Regions from separate parts of the Homo sapiens genome. Here all the other regions are linked to region 1. The links are chromatin contacts, found by Hi-C or POLR2A ChIA-PET in ENCODE. All regions are on one chromosome and are shown on one strand. The core of a region is the stretch at or near the end of the contact, and the rest is flanking DNA. Distances in the headings are between cores, read along the strand shown. Region 1 overlaps SIRPD (signal regulatory protein delta). Region 2 has its middle 100 kb from the start of SIRPG. Region 3 overlaps LOC124904858 (a long non-coding RNA gene).

What was found. A loop is a pair of places that touch in the nucleus more often than their neighbours do. ChIA-PET counts read pairs that join two places held with the same protein, here RNA polymerase II (POLR2A). Pooled maps may share reads with other maps.
Region 2: a loop to region 1 is called in a map with no recorded cell type, with 1.9 times the contacts of the local background. The contact joins two enhancer-like sites. A Hi-C loop is called at or near these places in 2 of 37 single-sample maps with no recorded cell type and 5 of 50 pooled maps. POLR2A ChIA-PET finds 5 or more read pairs at or near these places in 1 of 52 experiments (activated T-cell).
Region 3: a loop to region 1 is called in a map of CD4-positive, alpha-beta T cell, with 7 times the contacts of the local background. The contact joins two enhancer-like sites. A Hi-C loop is called at or near these places in 13 of 168 maps with a recorded cell type or tissue (CD4-positive, alpha-beta T cell, CD4-positive, alpha-beta memory T cell, CD8-positive, alpha-beta T cell and 8 more), 31 of 37 single-sample maps with no recorded cell type and 18 of 50 pooled maps. POLR2A ChIA-PET finds 5 or more read pairs at or near these places in 2 of 52 experiments (activated CD8-positive, alpha-beta memory T cell and activated naive CD4-positive, alpha-beta T cell).

What each region holds. Positions count from the first base shown.
Region 1 is chr20:1,536,107-1,539,431 of GRCh38, forward strand. SIRPD (signal regulatory protein delta) reads right to left here. Exons shown (of 4, transcript NM_178460.3): 3 at 1,049-1,204. The region is part of intron 2 of LOC105372499 (a long non-coding RNA gene); the gene reads left to right. Among named protein-coding and RNA genes, the nearest start is that of SIRPD, 20 kb to the right of the region's middle. Within about 2 kb of position 1,750, at least 13 of the 41 ENCODE cell types and tissues checked have a DNase peak (open chromatin) inside an H3K27ac peak, as active enhancers do.
Region 2 is chr20:1,755,617-1,758,941 of GRCh38, forward strand. It overlaps the pseudogene CKAP2LP1. Among named protein-coding and RNA genes, the nearest start is that of SIRPG, 100 kb to the left of the region's middle. Within about 2 kb of position 1,580, at least 2 of the 41 ENCODE cell types and tissues checked have a DNase peak (open chromatin) inside an H3K27ac peak, as active enhancers do.
Region 3 is chr20:1,732,897-1,736,221 of GRCh38, forward strand. It overlaps LOC124904858 (a long non-coding RNA gene), which reads right to left. Exons shown (of 3, transcript XR_007067498.1): 3 at 280-330. Among named protein-coding and RNA genes, the nearest start is that of SIRPG, 77 kb to the left of the region's middle. Within about 2 kb of position 1,821, at least 2 of the 41 ENCODE cell types and tissues checked have a DNase peak (open chromatin) inside an H3K27ac peak, as active enhancers do.

The DNA of each region.
Region 1 (3,325 bases), core at 500-2,999:
TTGCAATGGCCGGATGCAGCAGGACTATTTTCGTGGGCTCATATTTGCACTTATTAAGCCCTAAAAGGCTGTAACAACCAGAGCTCACATAGGTGGTTCTGTGTGCTACACATTACTCCAAAAACTTAACTATATTAATTAACTAGTTTGATTCTCACCACAACTGTATTGGAAAGGCATTATTATTTATCCCGATTTCACAGACAAGAAAACAGAGGCACAGAGAAGTTGAGTAACTTATCCATAGTCAAACAGCCTACAAATGATGAAACTTGCATTTGAACCCCGGCCTGTCGTTTTTTTTTTTTTTTTTAATGCCTGTGCTTTTAACCACTTTATTAGTTGGACTCTAAATTGAGATGTTAACACCACTGGGAGAAGAATGGTTGCCTCTCCTGACTGTGCAGATCATCTTTGGAGAGAAGAGAGTAGACAGGCAGGAGAAACACCCGCATCAAGAACGTAATCCTAGGTTTCTGAGATTCTGGGAGACTTACTAGTCTAAAAAGGACCATTTAGCAATTTTTTCTAATAGTTCTACATTGCATGTGTAGTACTTGTTGTTATCTATCTACCTATCTATCTATCTAATCTATCTATTAATCACCTATGCATCCATGTGTACTCATCTTAATGACAGCATCCCTGTCTCCCTCCTGGGGACCAAGGGGTCAAATGCTGCTCCTCTACTTCTTCTCTCAGGATGGCATCAGGTCCTGCAGGTCAGGCCTAGGGGGTCGTGGAACCTTCACAGGACATCAGGGGTGTGGGAAGTGAGAGGGACTGGGCACCCCTGTCATGGGGAAACGCCTGGATGGGAGAGAAAGCAACCCCTCCAAGCAAGAAGAATTCTGGAAGGATTTGTTTTGGAGACACTAGTTATAAAACAAACTATTTAGGGAAGTGTCTTAAAGAGGAAGGGGTGGCAAAGAAAGAGGCCCTAGGACAACAGAGATTCATCCGCCCCACTGCAGGTGGCGAAATGGTACCGCCGCCAAACTCAGGAGAGCATCCCTGCATCATGGTACCTGAGGGTGGGGGCACTCACCTGTGAGTCCCAGCAGCCGGAGGCAGCAGCAGGGTTGGACGAAATAGTTTGTGCTGTTTCTCTCAGGCAGGGCCGAGAGGCAGGTATGGGCATCATGGTGGGCCCTGGAGCCTGCTCTGCCTGCAGGTCTGTTCTTGGGAGGTCTTGGATTCTGCTCTGCTGAGAGAGGCAAAACTATGTGTTCCATGATATAAGAGGAAGTTACTATGATGGGAGGAAAGGGCTGTAGGATTATGACCGTTCCAGTTTCTAGATTGTGAAATAGGAATCAGACACAAGCTAATAAGTTACTGATATAAGGGTCCCAAGGTGCTTGGAGGGGCCCTGGCAGACACCCTTAGTGCCTAGGCTGTGTCCTTTGGGCCCCTCACTTTGTGTCAGGTGTGCTGGTGACCCTTCCTCATCCAGGAGCCCAGGAACAGGGTCTGCCATAGAGAACGGTGTGTCCAGCCTCCTGTGATAGTCCAAGACCTGGGCTCAGATGAGCTGTGCAGCTAGTCAGGAGGAGGGCTCCCGGGAATGGGGCTTCACAGGTGTGGATCCCTGTTTTTCCCCACTCCAGAGGTGTCAGTTGTAAAAATGATCCTGAAGCCATATCTGATGGGAGGCTTTGGCTCTTCAAAGTACGCTTACAGGGGAAGTGACTTTGAGTGAGCAAGGAGTTCGATCTTGGGAGGAGGAGGATAGTTTCTGTTTTAGAGAAAAGGGGAAGAAGCCTGTGTGTGTCAAGCGGGGGGTGCAGGGCCTTAGTGTGCTCATACTGCAGGAACAGTGACATGCAGAAACGCAGCTGGGAGGAGGAGGGGTATCTCTTTTTTCTGTCCCTAGTCTGGGGCCACCTCTTGGGAGAAGGGAGTGGAGGAGATGTAGAAACACTCACACCAAGAATACATCTCCTCTCCTCCTTCTGAGCAGCAGCCACCTGCACATGAAATCACATTCAGAGCCTCTAGCCATGAGCTCATCACTTCTGTGGACCCAGTGCCAGACACTGCCTCCTGTGACTCAGTTTCCCCACTGCTCCCCACCCCTGCCTCCTTACCAGTGGCTGACCGGATGTTGGTGATGAGAATGGTGATGAGAAGGGGTGGAATGAAAGGGGCCAATCAGCGATGAGATTTGATTGCTCTGTAGCATGATGAGTGTCCCTCTCCCCTCGACACCTTATTCTAGCTTGTTAAACATTTTTTCTGAGAGGGATTTCTTGACAAGGAACTGGCCAGAGTGTTCCGTTTAGCACTCTTTGTTCTAACTCTAATCCCTGTCTTCACTGATGACAGATTCTATTTTCTAGAGCTGACTGCAACAAGGTCCCTCTTCACTCATGCTCTTCGACACTCTTCCCATGGAGATGTAGGCATATGTTCCCTCCCCCTGAGTTTGGGCAGGTCTGTGACTGCAACAGAAGGGATGTGATGTGACTTCTGAGGCTAGACCATAATAATTCCCTGCATTTCTACCTGGCTTTCTTGGGATGCTAATTTTTGGAACCTTGCCACCATGCTATGAGGAAGCCCAAACTAGCATGCATGAAGAGATCACATTGCAGGGACACATGTAAGAGTTCTAACTGACATCCCAGCTAAGATGCAGCCAATATCCATTATCAATCATCAGACATGTAAAAGAAGAAGCTTCCAGATGACCCAGCAGTTGAGTCATCCCCAGGTGAGTTTCCCAACTGAGACCCCAGGCAACATATAGCAGAGATAAGTCATTCTTGTACCCTGTCTGAATTCCTTACCCACAGTGTCATTGATCATAATAAGATGGTTGTTTTTTTGACCTTGTGTTTTGGGGTGTTTTGCTATGCAGCAGTAGTAACTAGACAGCACCCTTGGCAACATCTTCCCCACCCCCACTGACCACACTAAAATTAAACCTTTGTCATTGTTTTAGTAAATTGTTGTAATGGATGCTTTCATTACTGGGTTTCAATCATTTTTATTTTTCTGATATAGGGATTTAAGGCTATAAATTCCAAGTACAGCAGTAACTACATGCCTCAAGTTTAATGTGCAGTATTTTAATTATTATTTAGTCCAAAATATTTTCTAGTATCTGTGGTAATTTCTTTTTTGATAAATCAGTTATTTAGATTATTTCCCAAATTCCTAATATATGAGGATTTTCTAATGATCTTTTTGTAAATATTTATAGTTTAATTCCACAATGATCAGAAAACATACTTATATAATTTTGATATTTCAAGATTTGTTGAGACTTGCTTCTTGACCAAGCTTATGATTAATTTTAGTTAATATCTCACATGGGCTT
Region 2 (3,325 bases), core at 330-2,829, 220 kb after region 1:
AGAACTAATAACAGTCTCTGGGGCTTGCATTGCCTGCTCAGGCCTGTTGTCCCCTGGCAGATCAAAGCACTGAAATGAAGAAGCAGTGTCCTCACCCCTCTCTCTCCTCCTCGCCCCTCTCTCTTGCCCCTTTTGTTTTTACTTTGAGTATTTCTGAATAATAAATGCAAAATTAGGGTTGAATATAAACCAAAAGAGCCAGATGACCACCCCAATTCAAGATTGCATTTCATTCCAGGAGACCTGGCACAGAAAGGATTCCCCTTCATCTACAGGGTTACTGCAACAGAAATCAAAGATCATACATGAATATCATTTGTAGGCTCTGAGCAAAGACAAACCTAGTATAAATTCATCTGCAAGTGAGGAGATTTGAACCAGGTGGTCTGTTATGTCCCATCTAGCCTGGCAAGCCAGCGTGAAAGCTCAGATCTTCCACCGTGAAAGGACTTGCCCTCCCCGCTAAGGTGGACGCAGAAAGGAAAGACCATCATACTGTGGCACCAACCTTCTAATATAAAAAAGAACTATGTTGGGGTTAAAGTACATCAATAAAGTACAAATTTTTACCATACTTACAGGACAAATTAATTCTTAATAGTTTGAAATATATGTATACCATAAAACTCTGTCAACCTACATACACCAAAGACTTTCCTGTGGGTATAGAAAATCTGAGTAAGCCAAGCAAATTACTTGAAATCCTGAGAGGCCATACATAATCTTCTGCATCCATTATGCCTCTCTATTATACGTTATTTTCTAGGTCACTTGAACAAGAGCATTTCTTACCTCAGAGGGTCTAAAACACCTTTTTTTTTTTTTTTTGAGACGGAGTCTCACTGTGTTGCCCAGGCTGGAGTGCAGTGGCACCATCTCGGCTCACTGTAAGCTCCGCCTCCCGAGTTCACACCATTCTCCTGCCTCAGCCTCCCGAGTAGCTGGGACTACAGGTGCCCGCCACCATGCCCAGCTAATTTTTTTTGTATTTTTAGTAGAGATGGGGTTTTACTGTGTTAGCCAGGATGGTATCGATCTCCTGACCTCGTGATCCGCCTGCCTCGGCCTCCCAAAGTGCTGGGATTACAGGTGTAAGTCACCATGCCCAGCCCTCTAAAACACCTTTTTTAAAAAACTTATGATTCAAGGATTTGAAATCCTAACGTTACAGGCAAAATCTCATTTTTATAAAATATAAAATGCTGTGTTTCTTTCACACCTAATAGCTTGTCAAGAGAAGTCACTACTAAATTGCATTCCTGCAGCCTTTCCAGGTAGTGGGATACTGCTTGTTTGATCTCCACTGAACCCCGTACAGGAGTGATAAGTTTCACGTCTTGCAATTCTGCCACTCCATTTATTCCAGGGCTGGAGCGATCTGCAATTTGATATCAGGATGATTATCCTGTTATGCCTTCATTATTTGGGGTGTTGCTGTACCTGTTCCTTTTTGTTTGTTTGTTTGGTTTTTTTTTTTTGAGAAGAACAAGACTTTCCAGATTCCATCCTCTTGGCCAGCTCTTCTGCTGATGTCATGTCAGTTTTAGCAACTAAAAAGTCAGAGGTGATTCCTTCCATGGTTTTGTTTGGGTCTTGCAAAATGTTAAGAACAACTTCCTGTAACACTTGTGTTGGTATTGCCTCATTTTTAATGGCCTTTTCATATAGCCCAGTAGCATCATAGGTGCCTTTCTTGGCTAACAACTTTGCTTTGTAGAACCAGAATTTAGCAGTTCTTCAGCCTCAGGAATACTAGACAATATGGCAAATATTTCCTTAAAAACCACACCCCTTTCAATGAGCTGCAGACATTCTGTCAGAGTGTTGTTAGTTTTATGGAGCAGTTGAAGCTGTGCTTTCTTTTCTTCCTCTTTTTTTTCAACGGTCTTCCAGAATATTTATTTTCTCTATTATTTTTCTTTCTGTTTTACGTGTCATAGGAGGCCACTTATAGATTTTCCCCTTAGATTTCTGTCATTCTTCCAGTTGTTTCCTTTGATCCTCTGCTATTGTCTTCTTTTCGGTATTTGGATTCATTTGGGTCCCTTTTGACACTCCTTTTCCTTCATGATTGTGTTACCAGCTTGAGTTTTGGGAGCTCTCTTGTTTAGAAAACAGAAGAGCCTTTTTCAGCTTGGAGACCAATGCCTGTGCTCTATGTTGTAAGCTGTTGTGGCATTTGTCCCCATTAGTTCCATTTGCTCTTACGCCGTGGGTGCTGGGAATGACTGAATTTAAGCTGCCAACTGTCAAACTAGCCTCTGGCTTATAGCTTTTGATTTTTGCAGTGCACACGACCAAGGCCCAAAACAAGGTTGAATGGACTGCTGATCTTGCTTAATGTTTAAATGTCTGTTACTATATCCTCCCTGAAACAAACTGGAGTATGTCCTGGTTTTGGTATGTTTTACTTCCTATTCACTAACTTATACATGCTCTTTAATAATTAACCCTATTAACCTTTGTACCCTCCACCATTAATTTTTTATTTTTGATGCTTGAGTCCTACTAAGGGTCTGAACAAAGAGAGAGGGAACTGTCTTGGGGGCTTTTCTCCCAGTCTTGGAAGATCTTCTTGAGAGAGTTGCTATGACTTTACTGATAGAAGCTTGACTTGTGTTTCTCCAACAAATTGTTTATGAACTCTGTCTTTCAGGGCAGCACTAGTCACTGAATATCTGCCCAAGGCTTGTTGAGGAACCAAATTGCTCTTGGTTCAATTATGAGAGTTATTCTTTAACTTCTTTATAGTACATAATTGAGAGTCTGGCTTCCTCTCAGGGTCTGACAAGGTTTGAGGCAAATTCTCTTCATTAATCTCTTTTAGAAAGCTAACCAAAGATTAATTTTCAATGCGGGCATTTCCTATGGAGTCTGTACACTTAACATTCCTTGATATGTTAACTGCTGCTTTGTAGTCTTCAAATCCTGTGCATTAAGTGACCCCATGGGTTTTCTTGACAGCTTTTCCATGGTGAATGATCCAGCTTTGTGCTGCTGTAAGCTACTGCTGGAGGCTTACAGTTTGGTTAGAAGGAACATATTCAGCCTTTTGCCCAGTTTTAGTGGCTTCAACTTTGGCTTCTGGGACCTTGTAATATTGGCTTGTCTGGCCTGGAGTTTAATGCTGATGGGCCTTATGCTTTAACAGGCAAAACAGCATGATTGATAACATTCTCTTGGATAGATTTGGGCAATTATTTTTGGCTTTTAGATAAAGCTCAGTGTTTGGCACTTGAAGTTCCTTTCGACTTCTAGGTACTCCTGGAGCTTTCTCTGTTGTTCGGTGGCAGCAGTGGTGGTGACAGGCCCTGGCCTCACCATG
Region 3 (3,325 bases), core at 571-3,070, 200 kb after region 1:
GAGAGAGATTGAAGGGTGGCGCCAAGATTGAAAGGAGAAAGAGGTTAAGGGATAGTGAGAGAGGTTGGAGAAGAGAGTAAAAAGAGGCCACTCACCCGATTTAAAATTGGTGAGATGTTCCTTGGGCTGCTTGGTCTGAGGACCCGAGGTCATAGGTGGATCTTTCTCACAGAGCAAAGAGCAGGAGGACAGGGGATTGATCTCCCAAGGGAGGTCCCCCGATCAGAGTCATGGCACCAAATGTCACGTGCATCCATGTGAAGAGACCACTAAACAGTCTTTGTGTGAGCAATAAAGCTTTTTAATCACCTGGGTGCAGGCAGGCTGAGTCTGAAAAGAGAGTCAGCAAAGGGAGATAGGGGTGAGGCCATTTCATAGGATTTGGGTGGGTAGTGGAAAATTACAGTCAAAGGGTGTTTTTCTCTTGTGGGCAGGGGTGGGGGTCACAAGGTGCTCAGTGCGGGAGCTTCTGAGGCAGGAGAAGGAATTTCACAAGGTTAATCACCCAGTTAAGGTGGGGCAGGAATAAATCACAATGGTGGAGTGTCATCAATTAAGGCAGGCACCGGCCATTTTCACTTCTTTTGTGATTCTTCACTTGCTTCAGGCCATCTGGATGTATTCATGCAGGTCACAGGGGATATGATGGCTGAGCTTGGGCTGGAGGCCTGACAGAAAGCATAATGCTACCCTTAGATTACATAATGATTTAAAAACAATACACAGCAGGAAAAAGTAAAGGGTAATTAAATAAATTCTGGGTACATCCGTATTTTAATATAAATTGCACAAAAACCTTTTAATCTGAGGAATGCAATGCCCCTTTCAATTATCAGGCCCAGAGAGGCACTGGAATGAGAAAGCAGTCATGTCCCACTTCCCTCCTTCAGCTAAGTAACCATCTCTTGAGGCTGCTTGCCATGTGGACTCTAGACTGACTGATGCCCCAGGTAGATACAATTTAATGTAACAATGCCATATGTGGACACTATAAGTCATATTCTATAGTTAAATAACGTATAAAGGTTACTAATCAATGTTATTTTTGTAAAGCAATGAGAATTCCTGACAAAAACTTTTGTAATCATCCCCTCCCCTGGTTTGTCCTTTTTCCTTAAAAGCTCGAGTCTGTTCTTTATTCTCCAAAGTGACTTGGAGGTGTTTCCTGGGTTACAGTCTTCAAATTTGGCCCAAATAGACCTTCTACTTATATTAATTTTATCTAAGCTTCTTCTCTTAGGTAGACATGTCCGCTGTAGTCAGCAGGATTCAGAGGGACCTCCCAACACTGAACATGCTGCCTTCCCTCTTGGGCTCAGTGCTTGGTACCAGCATTAATGCACTATGTTCCTCAGACTCCAGAGGTTTCACAGGGTGTAAAAGGGTGAGTCCTCCTGAATTCAGATCTCCCTTTCTTTTTTGGTGAGGTTTTGCCTTTATTTGGGCTGTTCTCTCCAACTGCCTCTCTTTAGAATGGAGGTTTTGATCTCTGTCTATGGGCAGGAGATTCTGGTTTCAGGAATAAAACAAAAGATAACTGTCTCCTCTGCTGCTATTTCACAGCAGGTGTTCCAGGTCGTAGCATTGGCAGTCTACCATAAGTAGTTTCATTTCTTTTGGCCTAAAATTACATAGCATGCTGTTAAAATTGTAGCTGTTCCCTATTGCATGAAATTCAGACTTGTATTTTCATTTGTGACCAATTCCTGTTTGTTCAAAACCAAAGGAAACATGAGGATGAGTTCAATTCTCTCGAAGAGAATTGCATGAACAGCTGTTACATGCAGGAGAGGGACTCATGACTCACTGGTGACACTTTGTGGAGTGATGCTCACAAAGCAACACACTTTGACCTGATACACTGTCCTAGCCTTGGACACTTTTGAAAAGGAAATTCTAAAATTACGGGAAACTGCTGGACGAAACTGAGCTTTCCTTTAAGGGGCAACCATCCTTAGGAAGACCAGCTGCATTTATGTATAATACTTACTGTATTAGTCTGTTCTCACACTGCTATAAAGAAATACCTGACACTGGGTAATTTATAAAGAAAAGAGGTTTAGTCAGCTAGGTGCAGTGGCTCATGTCTGTAATCCCAGCACTTTGGGAGGCAGAGGCAGGGGGATCACCTGATATCAGGAGTTCAAGACCAGCCTGACCAACACGGTGAAATCCCGTCTCTACTAAAAATATAAAAATTAGCAAAGCATGGTGACACGTGCCAGTAATCCCAGCTACTCAGGAGGCCAAGGCAGGAGAAATGCTTACACCCGGGAGGGAGAGGTTACAGGGAGCTGAGATCGCGCCACTGCATTCCAGCCTGGGTGACAGAGCAAGACTCCATCTCAAAAAAAAAAAAGAAAAAAAAAAGAAAAGAAAAGAAAAAGAAAAAGAAAAAAAAAGAGAGGCTGGATAGGTGGAGCACAGGGATTTTTAGGACAGTGAAACTATTCTGTACAATACATCAATGGTGGATGCATGTCATTATACATCCATAGAGTGTACAACACCAAGTGGGTATATGGGAACTCCCTGTACTTTCTGTTCAATTTTTCTGTGAACCTAAAACTTCTCTAAAAAGTAGTTTAGTAGGTTTTTTTTAGTGTGTGTGTGTGTGTGTGTGTGTAAGTCCCTCTAGTAACCAGGCATGACGGCATCCACCTGTAGTCCCAGCTACCAGGGAGGCTGAGGTGGGAGGATCACTTGAGCTCAGAAGTTCAAGGACAGCGTGGACAATACAGCCAGACCCTGTCTCTTGAAAAAACAAAGTCTTGGCACTTCCAGAGCCCGGTGCTGCCGGCCGCGGGAGATGAGTGCCCAGTAGGGAGACTTCTGTGAAGCGTCCCGGTCCTGCGACGTCGCCCACCCGGGAGGAGGCGGCTTCTCGGTTCCTCAAGGCCCCCGGGAGTCCGAACCTCGGCAGGAGGCTGGCAGCGGCGTGGGGACCCAGAGGGCAGGGGCGGTCTGCGGGGCGGCCCTGGGACTCCCTCCCTCCCTCTCCTGCTGCGGCCGCCCTGGGATATGGGGGCCGTGGATGTGGGTCGCCGCTGGAGGTGTGGCCCTGGGTGGTCCATCCGGCCGCAGAGGCCCGTCCCCCGTTCACCCAGGCCGGTACCCTATGGAGCACCTATTACGTGCAGTGCTATTCTGGGTTCCTGGGATGCCACCGAGTGAGACGGACACACAGACTCTCAGCCCAGAGGGGAACCGTCCCTATTAATCAGGTATGATCCTCCCTCTGCCCGTCGCCTAATAACCCCATTGTTTCCAGACAACAGATCAACAAGTGCTTCACGTGCAGGCGGCCTGGCATGCCTGGCATCTT